Regions from separate parts of the Homo sapiens genome. Here regions 1, 3 and 4 are each linked to region 2. A link is a contact called in ENCODE Hi-C or POLR2A ChIA-PET data. All regions are on one chromosome and are shown on one strand. The core of a region is the stretch at or near the end of the contact, and the rest is flanking DNA. Distances in the headings are between cores, read along the strand shown.

Region 1 (3,248 bases), core at 92-2,591, 240 kb before region 2:
TACAAAAATATAGTTAGATACATAAGTAAGATCTAGAATTTTCTAGCACAGCAGGGTGACCACAGTCAGCACTAATTTGCTGTACATTTTAGAATAACCAAGAGAGTGCAATTGGAATGTTCATCACACAGAAATGATGAATGCTGGGGGTGATGGAAACCCCATTTACCCTAATGTAATTATAATACAAAGATCTCATGTGTCCCATAAATCTATACACCTACTATGTACCCATAAAAATTAACAATTAAAAATTTTTAAATTAAAAATATAGGTCAGGCAAGGTGGCTCACATCTGTAATCCCAAAACTTTGGGAGGCTAAGGTGAGAAGATCGCTTAAGCCCAGGTGTTCAAGACCAGCCTGGGCAACATAGCAAGACCTAATCTCTGCCAAAAATAGAAAAAAACATAGCCAGGCACGGTGGCTTACGCCTATAATCCCAGCACTTTGGGAGGCCGAGGCAGGCAGATCACCTGAGGTCAGAAGTTCGAGATTAGCCTGGCCAACATGGTGAAACCCCGTCTCTACTAAAAATACAAAAAAATTAGCTGGGCGTGTTAGTGCACGCCTGTAATCCTAGCTCCTCAGGAGGCTGAGGCAGGAGAATCGCTTGAACCCGTGAGGCAGAGGCTGCAGTCAGCCGAGATCGTACCACTGCACTCCAGCCTGGGCAACAAAGCAAGACTGCGTCTCAAAAAAGAAAAAAAAAATTAGCTGGGTGTGGTGATGCCTGCCTGTGGTCTCAGCTATTTGGGAGGCTGAGGTAGGAGGAACGCCTGAGTCCGGGAGGTGGAGACTGCAGTGAGCTGTAATGCCACCATTGCACTCCAGCCTGGGCAACAGAACAAGACCCTGTCTGAAAAATAAAAGTAAAAATTTTAAATTAGAGATATATAGATATACACAACATAAACTGCACTCCACCCATTTTAAGGCTAAATCGTACTGCATGGTATGCTCCTCCCTAGGACTGATGTGTCTCGAGGGGGCCTCTTAGCTGCTGGGTGCAGCTGCCCAAGGGGGCACTGCGGGGCCCGATGCCGCCCTCCATCCAGGTCACCACTGCACCTCCACGACCACCCACAGAGGCCCCACTTTGCAGGCGAGAGCCCGGGCTCAGAGGCCAGTGGCCGGCCTGCGCAAGGACACGCAGCAGGTGAACCCTCCGCAAGGCGAGGAGCAGGGCTGGGAAGGGCGAGGGCGCCTCTCCGCGCCCCTCCCCTGCCCGGCCACAGAGCCCGGCCCCGCCCCGGGCCCTGCTCGCGGCCCGCCCTGCGCCGCCACTGCGCAAGCGCAGGAGGAGCAGCGTGGCGCAACCTTAAGGCGCATGCGCGGCCGGCGCAGACTTGCGGAAGGCTCCGTTCCCCTCGCGTGAATCCGCCGATCCGGGCTTTGGGGCCCGCCGGGAGCTCTGTTTATAAACACACGGCGCGGCTGCCGGCGAGGGGTAACCCTAAGGGGAGTGGGGTCGGAGGTCAGAGGTCAGCGGGCGCGGGGTCGCCGGCTGTGAGACCGGCCCCGCCACCCTCGGGGACTGCTGGCTGCGCAGCGTGGCCAGCCGGACCGCCCTACTGCGCACCGGGGCTGCCGGGGCGCCACGTGGTGCGCACGTGGTCCGGCCCCGGCGCGGCAGCTCCCCTCCCCCACCACGCGAGCCTGGCCGCAGCGCCCGCTGGCGGCGCGGCGTTGCACATTGCGCGTGCGCACAACTCGCCGCGAGGCGCCTTCCGGTGGCGCGGCGGGGTCGGTTGCCTCCTCGCGACGGCTGCGCCGGGATGTTCCGGGGCGGTGGGGTCGCCTGCCCAATGTCGGGTGCGCGAGTGACGGGTGGAAGCTGGATTTGTGCGCGTTCTTCAATGCTCCAAAGGGAGGAGGGAGCCTCCGAGAGTCCACGTGGGGCCGGTGGGATTCGCAGGGTCCGTTTTCTAAACATTGGGTGTCCTCGAACCTGGGGGCGCGGGCTGTGTCCGCCCCCAGCAGGGATGACCATGCCTGGGTCAGTGGCTGCATAAATAAATAAACGAATGGGGAGGAAATTGATAAAATATTAAAAGAGTGTTGTTTCAGAGTTTTTACTATGTCACCTCTTACAGATTTATGAGAGTTTGTTGTTTTTTGGAGAAGAGGGGTCTCCCTATGTTACCCAGGCTGGTCTCAAACTCCTGGGCTCAATCCATCCGTCCGCCTCAGCCTCCTGAAGTGCTAGGATTACAGGCGTGAGCCATGGTGCCCGGCCTGTTGATGAGATTCTACGTGAAATATATTGGGCGTTACCTAAGCACTCAGTCAGTGGTAGTTCTTATAGTTGTTGCTTAAAAACAGAAAGAAATGTCATACCGTGTTCTAAAAGGATTTGAGAAAGGTTTGCAAAGACTAAAAAGCAAGTGGCAGGGAAAAATAACATACGCAAACTTCCTCCTGACTTTTTCTGCCATTTTATAGCAAAGGCTCAGAATTGCATTGCCATTGTCGGTTGTTTCGGTAAAATTAGTGTTCCTCAAGTTATCTACTCCAGGGACATTTTTTTTTTCTTGAGACAGGGTCTTACTCTGTTGCCCAGGCTCGAGTGCAGTGGCACAGCCATGACTCACTGCAGCCTCAGCCTCCGGGGTCAAGTGATTCTCCTGCTTCAGTCTCCCGAGTAGCCGGGATTACAGGCGCGAGCCTCCATGCCCAGCTAATTTTTGTATTAATGTACTTTATAGGAGACAGGGTTTTGCCATGTTACCCAGGCTGGTTTCGAACTCCTGGCTTCAAGTAATCCTCCCACCTTAGCCTCCCAAAGTGCTGAGATTACAGGCATGAGTCACCACACCCAGCTCAGCAATATCCTTTATTATTTTATTTTTTATTTTTGTAGAAACGAGTCTCACTGTATTGCGCAGGCTGGTTTCAAACGCCTGGCCTCAAGCAATCCTCCCACCTCAGCCTCCCAAAGTGCTCGGATTACAGGTCTGAGCCACCGCTGCCAGCGCATCTTAAATACAGTCATGCATCGCTTGGGAAAGGGGATACCTTCTGAGAAATACATTGTTAGGCAATTTCATCCTTGTGTGAACATCATAGTGTGTAATTCCACAAACCTGGATGGTACAGCCTGTTGCTCTTAAGCTACAAACCTTTAACAGCATGTTAATGTGCTGAATACTATGAGCAATTGTAACACAATGGTAAGTATTTACGTATCTAAACGTAGAAAAGAGAAGGTAGGCCGGGCGCGGTGGCTCACGCCTGTAATCCCAGCAC
Region 2 (3,372 bases), core at 584-3,083:
CAACTGCTAGGTCTCCTCCCAGGGTCTTAGAAGCTTGAACTTCAGAAATGTTGTTCCCCCCACTTCCCCCCACCCCTGCTTTTCCCACAGTTTCCGGAGCCGGATTCGAAGGCAGAGGCAGAGTTAGCAGTATCATGAAACAGGAGAAAATGTAAGCAGAGAGAATATGATTGACTCCTTTCCAATAACTCCTTCTTAAGCCCCCAGAAGTCCCTGTTACACAAACCTTATCTGTTTTGGGATTTTCAGAAAGCATTTCTCTCCGTTTGGTCATCCTCCCTTGGCCAGACCAGAGGGTGCCCACTTGTTCACACGCTGCCCGCTTCCGAATCCCAGAAGGCGGAGCCTGGCCTGTTTGTGAGAATGGGATGGACTCGTTTTTTAAAAGGCCAAGGGGAGTGCAGGAAAATCCGACCGGGCGGAGCACGCCCTGGGTAACAAGATCTGTTTTTCTGGAAGTGCGACCGGCCTCTTCTGCCCCATTCGCTCCTCTGTGACACAAATACTTGGGGAAAGCGCAGGGCTCGGACAGCGAGGGTGTGGGGCGCTGGCTGGTGCTGCTCTTAGAGAATGTTTTCTCTTGTTCTCAAGGAAGGGTCCAGTTTCTGATGAAAAACAAGCTCAAGTCCCAGCGGCGAGTACAGGGAGTGAGGTCAGTGCTGCGCTGACGACATGGGTGGAGCGACCTCTCTGCTCCAACAGGACAATGTGGAACCCATTATCATTTCCAGCAGGAGGGAAAACGAAGCGCAGACTTTACACACTCAGCTCTCTCCCCTCCTTCCATGAATCCTATCTTTACAGCCCCAGCCCGAGCCACGCTTTCAAATGCAAACATAATTCAATCAGATTTAATTCTGACCTGCTAGCTGCTGGAGAGGAGACCGACTTGCCCCCCAGCAAAAGGGACTTTCAAGACTGGTTCCTGTCTGGAATGCACAAGAGGTGGCCTATATTAACCGCGGGACACGAGCAATCAGATTCTTCTGTGCAATTCAGATTAGCCAAACACTTGACAGGCGACAGGGCAGGGCAGGATGGTCCGCAGCCCCGCCAGGGCCCTGCCAACCCCACCAACAGGCTCCTCCTGCGAGGCCCCAGGAGCTCGGCTCAGCATCTGTTATCTTGGATGCAGTATTTGTCGAGGGGCTGGAAATGGTACATAAATAGCCGGGAAACAATGCTTTGAGCTGGCGCACGAGTGGGGATCGGGCTGCAACCGGGACGGGGTATGTGCAGGGGACGTCTCGCCGGCCCAGGTGGGAGAGCGCGCGGAACCCTGCGCCCCGCTCCCCCGCTGCGCCCCGCTCCCCCGCTGCGCGCCCCGGACGAAGCTCCCCCTCCAGGGCACAGCCGGGAAAACTGAGGGCCGAGAGTCCCCTGGAGTTGGGGGTCCGGGGCCCACGCGGACAGCCAGGCTCAGGAGCTCTCGGGGGTCGGCAGCGCGGACCCCCGGATCCCCGCAGGCTGGGCCGCCCTTGCCCGCGCTAGCCGGCCTCCGGGTACCGCCCCCCGGTCCAGGCCGGGGCCCGACAGCCAGTCGGTTCCCATGGCAACTGGGCAAACCTGCCCTCCGCGCCCCGACCAGCGGCCGGGAGTGTCCCCGAGCGCGCCCCGCGGCCTCCGCGCCCCAGGTCCCCGGCAGCGGCCGAGCAGCGCCCCTTACGAGCCACCCCCGGTTCCGCAGTCACTCCTCGCGCACCCCACACTCACCTCCGGCACAACCCGCCGCGCCGCCACGTTCCCGCGCTGCTCCCACCCGCCGTTGGCTGGGGCCGGCGCCCAGACCCGCGCGTGCCGCGGCGCCTCCTGCCGGCGGCGCAACGGGCGGGGCGGGGCCTCAAGGGGACGGGGCCACAAAGGGTGGGGCGGGGGAGAACAGGTGGGCTGGAGCTGGGCCTCGGCGCCCAATAGGCAGAAAGAAAGCCTCGAGGAGGCGGGGTCTCCAGGAGAGGGGCGGGGCCAACCTGCTAGAAAAGGCGGGCTGTGCTCTGGCGCCTCCTGCCGGCCGCCCAATGGACGGGGATGCAGCCTCGAGGGGGCGGGGCCTCACCGGAGAGGCGGGGTTTTGAAGAAAGGGGTGGGGCTGGTTGTGGAGAGGCGGGACTTGCAGCCCACCCACAGACTGCAGCTTAAGGAGGGGGGGTCCCCGGAGGAAGGGTGGGACCAGTTCTAAGTCCCTGAGCTGCTTGTGGGCTCTGGGCTCCTGCGGTTGGGTGGGCTATTTCGAGACAGCACCTTCTAGTAGCCCAGTGAGTGGGTGTAGGGGAGGGTAGAGCTGTGCCCCCAATTAATAAACATCTTCTAAGACATCGAAAAGGAACAAGGGAGGAATTTCCTCTCCCCTACCATCTGTCTCCCACCCAGAGTTTTAAAAGACAAATCAGGTCATGGCATTCCTGCTTACAATTATGCAAAAAAATGACCAGGTCAGCTCTGGGGCTCTGGCCCCAACTGCTCTCCCTGGGGACTTGTTTAAAAAGCAGCTCGTGACCTCGGCACTTTGGCTGGGGTTTTCCCTTTGAGGAATGTGGGCTAGACCTGGGAGATTCAGGTGGTTCGGAATATCAATATGCAGAATGTGGGCCTCGGGAGTGAACCTTTTTGTGGACAGCTATCGTGGTATGATTTCCGTAGTCATGACCCCATATTCGCGATGGAGGTCGGAGCAGACATTGATGAGTGTGGGAACAGACATTTATTGACCACCTGTGTGCCAGGCCCTAGGCAACTTTACCTAGGTCACCTCACTTAATGCTCACATCAATTCTTGTGAGACAGAGATGTCTGAGACATTCCAGGCCTCCCCTTTCCTCCACCTATCACCTGCTAATCCTAAAGTCCACCTCCTAAACCTTTTCTAATAAAAAATAGTGCCTCAAAGTCAACACAGAGAGACAGATTTGAGCCAGGCTCCTGTCTCCTTATTGATCAACTCACAATACGGACAAAAAAAGCTTTTGTCTCAAAAACTTAATGCAGTAAGATTGGCTTTTTTTTTTTTTTTTTTTTTTTTTTTTTTTGGAGACAGAGTCTTATTCTATTGCCCTAGCTGGAGTGCAGTGGTGTGATCTCAGCTCACTGCAACCACCACCTCCCAGGTTCAAGCGATTCTCCTGCCTCAGCCTCCCGAGTAGCTAAGGTTAACAGGCACCTACCACCACGCCCACCTAATTTTTGTATTTTTAGTAGAGACGGGGTTTTGCCATGTTGACCAGGCTGGTTTTGAAATCCTAACATCAGGTGATCCACCCACCTCAGTCTCCCAAAGTGCTGGAATTACAGGCATGAACCTCTGCACCTGATCAAGATTGGCTTCTAGCAGAGCAAGCGCAGAACCCTTTTGTTCAGTAATACTCCCATTTTTCAGAT
Region 3 (3,366 bases), core at 867-3,366, 200 kb before region 2:
GAGGTCGAGGCAGGTGGATCACCTGAGGTCAGGAGTTTGAGACCAGCTTCACCAACATGGTTGAAACCCCGTCTCTACTAAAAATACAAAAATTAGCTGGGTGTGGTGGCAGATGCCTGTAATCCCAGCGACTTGGGAGGCTGAGGCAGGAGAATCGGTTGCAGTGAGCCGAGACTGCACCATTACACTCCAGCCTGGGTGACAGATTAAGACTCTGCCTTAAAAAAAAAAAAAATTAAAAATTAGTCGGGCATGGTGGCTCATAGTCCCAGCTACTTGGGAGGGTGAGGTGGGAAAATCACCTGAGCCCTGAAGGTTGAGGCTGCAGTGAGCTATGATTGTACCACTGCACTCCAGCCTGGGTGACAGAGTGAGACCCTGTCTCAAAAGAAAAAGACAAGAAAGAGAGAGAAGGAAGGAAGGGAGGGAGGGAGGGAAAGAAAGGAAGGAAGGAAGGAAGGAAGGAAGGAAGGAAGGAAGGAAGGAAGGAAGGAAGGCAGGCAGGCGGCCGGGCACGGTGGCTCCCGCCTGTAATCCCAGGACTTTGGGAGGCTGAGGCGGGCAGATCACCTGAGGTCGGGTTTTCAGGACTAGTCTGACCAACACGGAGAAACCCCATCTCTACTAAAAAAATACAAAATGAGCCGGGCCTGGTGGTACATGACTGTAATCCCAGCTACTTGGGAGGCTGAGGCAGGAGAATTGCTTGAATCCAGGGGGTGGAGGTTGCGTTGAGTCGAGATTGCGCCATTGCACTACAGCCTGGGCAACAAGAGCGAAACTCCGTCTCAAAAAAAAAAAAAAAGAAGGAAGGAAGGAAGGGAAGAAAGAAAGGAAGGAAGGAAGGAAAGGAGGAAGGAAGGAAGGAAGGAAAGGAAGGAAGGAAATGGAGGGAGGAAGGGAGGGAGGGAAGGAAGGAAAGGAAGGAAGGAAGGAAAGGAAAGGAAGGAAGGGAAGGAAAGGAAGGAAGGGAAGGGAAGGAAGGAGAGGAAGGGAAGGGAGGGAGGAAGGGAAGGAAGGAAGGAAAGAAGGGAGGGAGGGAAGGAAGGAAGGAAAGGAAGGAAGGAAAGGAAAGGAAGGAAGGAAAGGGAGGGAGGAAGGAAGAGAGGGAGGGAAGGAAGGAAGGAAAGGAAGGAAGGGAAGGGAAAGAAGGAGAGGAAGGGAAGGGAGGGAGGAAGGGAAGGAAGGAAGGAAGGAAAGAAGGGAGGGAAGGAAGGAATGAAGGGAAGGGAAGGAATGAAGGGAAGGAAGGGAAGGAAGGAAGGAAGGAAAGAAGGAAGGAAGGATGGATCAGGGATTCAGGGATGGATCTCAAGTGGTCTTCAGTTACAGTAGAGTATGATGACCTTTAATCTGAGGGCTTAAGAATGATCAGGCCTGGCACTGTGGCTCACACGGGTAATCCCAGTGCTTTGGGAGGTCGAGATAGATAGATCACTTGAGACCAGGAGTTTGAGACCAGCCTGGCCAACATAGCAAGACCCTGTCTCTATAAGAAGTAAAAAAATTAGCTGGGCGTGGTGGCACTTGTGAGGCAGAGGCAGGAGGGTGACTTGGGCACAGGAGGTGGAAGCTGCAGTGAGCTATGATTTTGCCACCGCACTGCAGCCTGGGCGACAGAGCGAGGTTAGAATATAAACATATGTATTGTATATAATACACATATATTTTATCTTCTGTCTATCTTACACTTTAGGGTTGGGGGCCTGGAGTGTCTGGGGCGGGGAGACTGCTGAGGTCATCCGTCCCTTTCTCCAATGACCCAGGCTCAAAACTTTGTGGCTGGGCATTTCAGGGGTCCCCTCTTCCCCCTGGATGGAGGAAAGGGCGCCCGCCGCCTGCAGCCCCGCGGGGAGGGGACGAGGTGCGCCGGGCCCAGCTCTCCCGGGGGCCCGCCGGCCCTCCCGGCACAGGCCTCGCCCCCAGCCCCGCGCTGGCGCGCGCCACGTGGGCTACGCTGGGCGGGACCGGCGGGCGGGCGAGGCGAGGCGCACGGTGGGCTGGGAGGCTCCGCTCCGCGCCGGCGCGATCTGGCCCGGGTTTCCGCGCCCGCCCAGCGCCCCGACCTCCCCGCCCCCCGCGCCGCCGCTGCAGCCGCCGCCGCCGGAGGCCGCTCGGAGCCGCGCGAACATGGCCGAAGTCGGCGAGGACAGCGGCGCCCGCGCCCTGCTCGCGCTGCGCTCGGCGCCCTGCAGCCCAGTGCTGTGCGCCGCAGCCGCCGCCGCCGCCTTCCCCGCGGCCGCACCCCCGCCGGCCCCCGCGCAGCCCCAGCCTCCGCCCGGGCCGCCGCCGCCGCCGCCACCGCCGCTGCCTCCGGGCGCGATCGCGGGCGCGGGCTCCTCCGGGGGCTCCTCCGGGGTATCCGGGGACTCCGCGGTCGCGGGCGCGGCGCCGGCCCTGGTGGCCGCGGCGGCCGCCTCGGTACGGCAGAGCCCGGGGCCGGCGCTGGCGCGGCTGGAGGGCCGCGAGTTCGAGTTCCTCATGCGCCAGCCCAGCGTCACCATCGGCCGCAACTCGTCGCAGGGCTCGGTGGACTTGAGCATGGGCCTGTCCAGCTTCATCTCGCGGCGCCACCTGCAGCTCAGCTTCCAGGAGCCGCACTTCTACCTGCGCTGCCTCGGCAAGAACGGCGTCTTCGTGGACGGGGCCTTCCAGAGACGCGGCGCGCCCGCCCTGCAGCTGCCCAAGCAGTGAGTGGCCCCGCGACCCCCGCCGCCCGCACCCGGGGCTCGCCCACGACCTCGATCTCTGAGGCCCGGGCCTGGGGATCCCCCTCCAGCTTCCTCGGCCTCGACCCCCACCCCCCGGCCCACCCCCGGTAACCCCCGACCGGCCTGGACTCCGGGGTCAACCCCGACCCCCGCCTCCTGGCTCCCTAGGATCACCCCGACCCCGATCCTGGAGGCTCCAGCCTGAGGATCTCCTCCACTTTCCCCGGTCTGGATACCCCGTCGCCCCCGACCCCCACCGGCCTGGACTCTGGGGTCAGCCCTGACCCACACCTTGCGGCTCCTGGGGTCACCCCTGACCTCATCTCCCACCGGCCTGGGCTCCTGGAGCCACCCATACCCCAAGCCCATCTGGCTGGGCCTCTTAGACCCCTGACCCAGATCCCTGCTGCTCCCCAGCTCCCATCGGCCTGGACTCCGGGGTCATTCTGAACTCCCACTGGCCTGGATCCCTGGGGTCATCTACGTCCCTACCCTGCCTAAACACGCAAGGTTAACCGCGACCCCCACTTCCTAGGCCCCCCCGGAGTCACCCCTGACCGCTAACCCCACAAGCCTGGGCTCGCAGGGCCACTCCCACCCCAGCTCCACCCAGCTGGGTTACTGAGGTCACCTTGACCCCAGTCCCTGCTGCCTG
Region 4 (3,681 bases), core at 1-2,500, 140 kb before region 2:
TCCCTGGTTCAAGCAATTCCCCTGTCTCAGCCTTGAGAGTAGGTGGGAATACAGGCACATGCCACCACGCCCGGCTAATTTTTGTGTGTTTTTAGTAGAGATGGGGTTTCACCGTATTGAAAGAAAGAAAAATGTTTTGGTTTGCTCCGGGAGGGGGCTTAAAAAAATAAAACTATTTCCCAGTGTTAATCCAAATTTGCATAGTAAAGTCGCTTTTATTACAAGAGAGGTTGTGGTTTGCGAAGGAGTTAAGTGATACCTGTGTTTTAAATTACGGCAGGGAAAATACTGTTTATTTTTATTTTATCTTAGCTTCAGGGGGTACACGTGCATATTTGTGACATGGGTATATTACTGGTGGGGATTGCGCTTCTGGGGTTCCCGTTACCTAAAGGGTGAACCGCGTACCCCGTAGGTCATCTTTCACCCCTCGCCCTCTCCCGCCTCCCTGCTTAGGAGTCCCAGTTTCTCATTGTTTCGATCTTCCTGTTCCCGGGTACCCACTGTTCAGCCACTGCTTGTAAGCAAGAGCAGGCGCTGTGCGGTATTGTTTCTGAGTTGGTTCACTTGGGATAAGCGCCTCCAGCTCCATCGCGTTGCTGCCCAGGTCAAGATTTCATTCTTTTTTATAGCTGGGAGTAAAGAAATTGTGTACTGAGCACCTGAAGCTCTTGCAGCTGGAGCTGTTCTGAGAAGCTGGGTGGCGGCCTCCTGTGACTGCGAGTCCCCGTCAGGGGGTGCGAGCAGCTCCCTGGGCCTGCACCTGCCCTGCTCTTGCTGCGGGAGCCAGGAAGGTGGGGGGCCACCCCTTTCCCCTCCTTCCGCCCAGTCCTGTTCTTTGAAACCGCCCTGTGCAAAGACCGGATTCTTGTTGGGGAGAATTCTGTGCGGAGAAAGTAGTAAGTTAGGGACTGGCTGTCTGGCTTTTTGGCCTTCCATTGTTACAATAAAAGCCTCTCTGTTTACATCCGTTTATCTTAGCACCCTGGAATTCAATTGAGTGTTTAGAAACCTCAGAGGCCCTTGAGGTTTTCCCTGCCAAGATACTTTTCAGTTTGAGTTTCTGCTGTAGGGTGGAGCCGGCGTGTTTACAAACACTCCCTGCCCTTCCCTGCCACCTCCCCACTCTCCTCCTCTCTGGCTGCGCTCCCTAACAGATCGGGAGGTGGGAGCGGGGCCAGGCCAGAAGAGCTGGCTGCCTGCAAGGCTGTCCCCTCCCAGTGCCGCCCCGCCCCCGCGGTGCCTGCCTTCCTAATTTGGTGTGCATTCGCCTCGCCAGTCCTCATTGGCCGTGGAGTGGCTGGCTCGGTGTAGGCCGGGCTCGCCCAGGGCCCCTCATTCCCAGGAGTCGGGAGTGGCTTGGGAGCGGCTTTTTCCTGGGGGAGCCTCCCTGATCAGCTGCCCCTGCCCCCGCCCCCCGCGCCACCCTGCGTCCTTCCTTTCCGTTTCTCGCAGGCCCTCGCTCCTTTTCCCAGGGTGGGTGGGTATGGGTGTGGGTGTGTGGTTTTGTGTGTGTGTGTGTGTTTCTGATTTATTTTTTTCTGCCCTGAAGTACTCCACCCAGAAAATGAATGAACTCTCTTTGAAATAAATTCTGCTATCTTTAGCAGAAGTTTGACCTTTTCTTTCCTTTTTGCAAAGAAGGATTTTTACAGGCCAGGCGCCCGGTGGCTCAGGCCTGTAATCCCAGCACTTTGGGAGGCTGAGGCAGGCGGATCACCTGAGGTCAGGAGTTCGAGACCAGCCTGGTCAACATTGTGAAACCCCATCTCTACTGAAAATACAAAAATGAGCCAGGTGTGTAATCCAAGCTACTTGGGAGGCTGAGGCAGGAGAATTGCTTGAACCTAGGAGGCAGAGGTTGCAGTGAACCAAGATTGCACCACTCCAGACTGGGCGGCAGAGCGAGACTCCATCTCAAAAAAAAAAGTGTTTTTAGGAAGGAATTAAAGTATTTAATGAAAGAATTCAAGTAGTTAATCATTTTCTAGGTTCCATCAGACAGACACCAGTCTAAAAAGTGTTCCTTAGAGGTAGAGTTTTAAGAAAACTGCTGAAATTCAGTGAAAGGACATTGCACAGAGTGACTGTTTTTGCTCATGAGGGCAAGACTTCAAGAGCTGTTTCTCTTAAGGCTCTTCCTGATTTCTCCAACGTGGAGATCAAAAATGAAAGTAACTCGTACAATTCGGCGAAGGTCAGCAGTATGTAAATATACAGTAAAAATGCAGCAACTGACTTCAAAATCTTTCCCTTTTAATCATGATTTTTAAACAGTTCTGTCTTATTGCTAGATAACATTCAGTCCTAACTTGGTTTATGTTGTTTTGTAAAGTTAGAGGTCTTTTGAGTTTGGAGGTTATTGGATCTACGTTAGAAATACTCTCCTTTTTCTGACAACTTTGGTAGCTTCCTGCAGGGTGATTCATCTCTTTCAAAGTTTCTGGTTGGCTGGGTGTGGTGACGCACTTTGGGAAGCTGAGGCAGGAGGATTGCTTGAGGCCAGGAGTTCCAGACAAGCCTGGGCAGCATAGTGAGACCCCCATCTCTAAAAAAAAAAATTTTTTTGCTAATTAGCCAGGTGCAGTGGCTCATGTCTTTAGACCCAGCTACTCGGGAGGCTGAGGCAGGAGGATCGCTTGAGCCCAGCAGTTGGAGGCTGTGGCGAGCTATGATGTCACCACTGCACTCCAACCTGGGCAACAGAGCAAGACCCTGTCTCAAAAAATTAATAATTAAAAAACACAAGTTTGTGGCTGCAGCCTTCCGTGTGTTTTCAGCAGGGCTGCAGGAGGATTGTGGTGCGAATGTGTGAATCACCCCTAGCGGGAATCCTGCCTGGCTGATCTGGGCTGGCTGTGCCAGCATTTGCAAATCCAGTGAGGGTCCCTCTTCCCTTGTCTGCCTGTCCCTGTCCCTGTAGGCCTTGCTGCCCCTCCCCACCCCACCACACCCTCTTATGTCTTTTCCCAGCTGAGAACTCTGGGGAAGTAACTATTGTTTCCTCCACATGGGAAGGTTGGGACTTTCTGTCTTCCTTTTATTTTTCCCTCCTGCCTAGATCCCTTCGAGGGGCAACTTTGGCGCTAAAGTGTTGGGAGTTCGGAATGAAGCTTGGTAGGGAAGTCCTTGTGTTTGTCCGAATCTGTTGAAAGGACATCCCCACGCCCGCGTTTCCTGTAATCTCGGAGGGTCCTAGCGCCCGACTTCTCAGGTCAGCCTCGGGTGACAAGCGGCTTGTGTGGAGTAGGCCTGTTGCATGGCTTCTGTGCGGGCATGTTACGCACGAGGACAGCCCTTTCCGGGTTCCATGAGCCTCAGGGGAAGCAGGAGGCGCCTGCAGACACGGAGCTGACCCCGGAACCTGCCTAGCTGCGGGGCCGCCTCTCCGCTCAAGCACCCACTCAGCTCTGTGAGGTCTATGCCTAACATGAGAGCAGCTCCTGTTGAAGCCACCATGCTGGTTATTCTCACCAGGGCAAAGTGCACTTCAGAAACAAGTTAATTTTATTTTCTAAATTATTATTTTTAATGCTGGTTCCAATTTGGGTTTGGGGGGTTGATTTTGTTTTTGTTTGTTTGTTTTTTGGGACAGGGTCTCACTCTATTGCCCAGGCTGGAGTGCAGTGGCACAGTCACAGCTCACTGCAACCTCAACCTCCCGGGCTCAAGCGATCCTCC

What was found. Hi-C counts contacts between places; a loop is a spot of excess contacts on that map. ChIA-PET counts read pairs that join two places held with the same protein, here RNA polymerase II (POLR2A). Pooled maps may share reads with other maps.
Region 1: a loop to region 2 is called in a map of ascending aorta, with 10 times the contacts of the local background. The contact joins the enhancer-like site here to the promoter of RADIL in region 2. A Hi-C loop is called at or near these places in 3 of 168 maps with a recorded cell type or tissue (ascending aorta, gastrocnemius medialis and naive thymus-derived CD4-positive, alpha-beta T cell) and 15 of 50 pooled maps.
Region 3: a map of uterus shows a loop between it and region 2 (7-fold over the local background). The contact joins the promoter of FOXK1 here to the promoter of RADIL in region 2. A Hi-C loop is called at or near these places in 4 of 168 maps with a recorded cell type or tissue (ascending aorta, heart left ventricle and uterus), 1 of 37 single-sample maps with no recorded cell type and 16 of 50 pooled maps. POLR2A ChIA-PET finds 5 or more read pairs at or near these places in 1 of 52 experiments (PC-3).
Region 4: a loop to region 2 is called in a map of ascending aorta, with 10 times the contacts of the local background. The contact joins the enhancer-like site here to the promoter of RADIL in region 2. A Hi-C loop is called at or near these places in 1 of 168 maps with a recorded cell type or tissue (ascending aorta) and 7 of 50 pooled maps. POLR2A ChIA-PET finds 5 or more read pairs at or near these places in 1 of 52 experiments (Caco-2).

What each region holds. Positions count from the first base shown.
Region 1 is chr7:4,640,515-4,643,762 of GRCh38, forward strand. No RefSeq gene overlaps it. Among named protein-coding and RNA genes, the nearest start is that of FOXK1, 40 kb to the right of the region's middle. RefSeq lists silencers at 1,106-1,305, 1,406-1,795. Within about 2 kb of position 1,342, at least 36 of the 41 ENCODE cell types and tissues checked have a DNase peak (open chromatin) inside an H3K27ac peak, as active enhancers do; they include ascending aorta and gastrocnemius medialis, where a contact is called at or near this core.
Region 2 is chr7:4,881,883-4,885,254 of GRCh38, forward strand. RADIL (Rap associating with DIL domain) reads right to left here and starts at 1,834. Exons shown (of 15, transcript NM_018059.5): 1 at 1,714-1,834. RefSeq lists enhancers at 536-830, 560-1,248, 1,249-1,936 and a silencer at 1,646-1,865.
Region 3 is chr7:4,680,179-4,683,544 of GRCh38, forward strand. FOXK1 (forkhead box K1) reads left to right here and starts at 2,117. Exons shown (of 9, transcript NM_001037165.2): 1 at 2,117-2,690. The coding sequence starts at 2,131. RefSeq lists enhancers at 1,118-1,618, 1,820-2,114, 2,974-3,366 and silencers at 1,828-2,197, 2,348-2,417.
Region 4 is chr7:4,743,966-4,747,646 of GRCh38, forward strand. The region is part of intron 2 of FOXK1 (forkhead box K1); the gene reads left to right. Among named protein-coding and RNA genes, the nearest start is that of AP5Z1, 30 kb to the right of the region's middle. RefSeq lists an enhancer at 488-537 and silencers at 1,228-1,327, 1,438-1,487. Within about 2 kb of position 1,251, at least 41 of the 41 ENCODE cell types and tissues checked have a DNase peak (open chromatin) inside an H3K27ac peak, as active enhancers do; they include ascending aorta, where a contact is called at or near this core.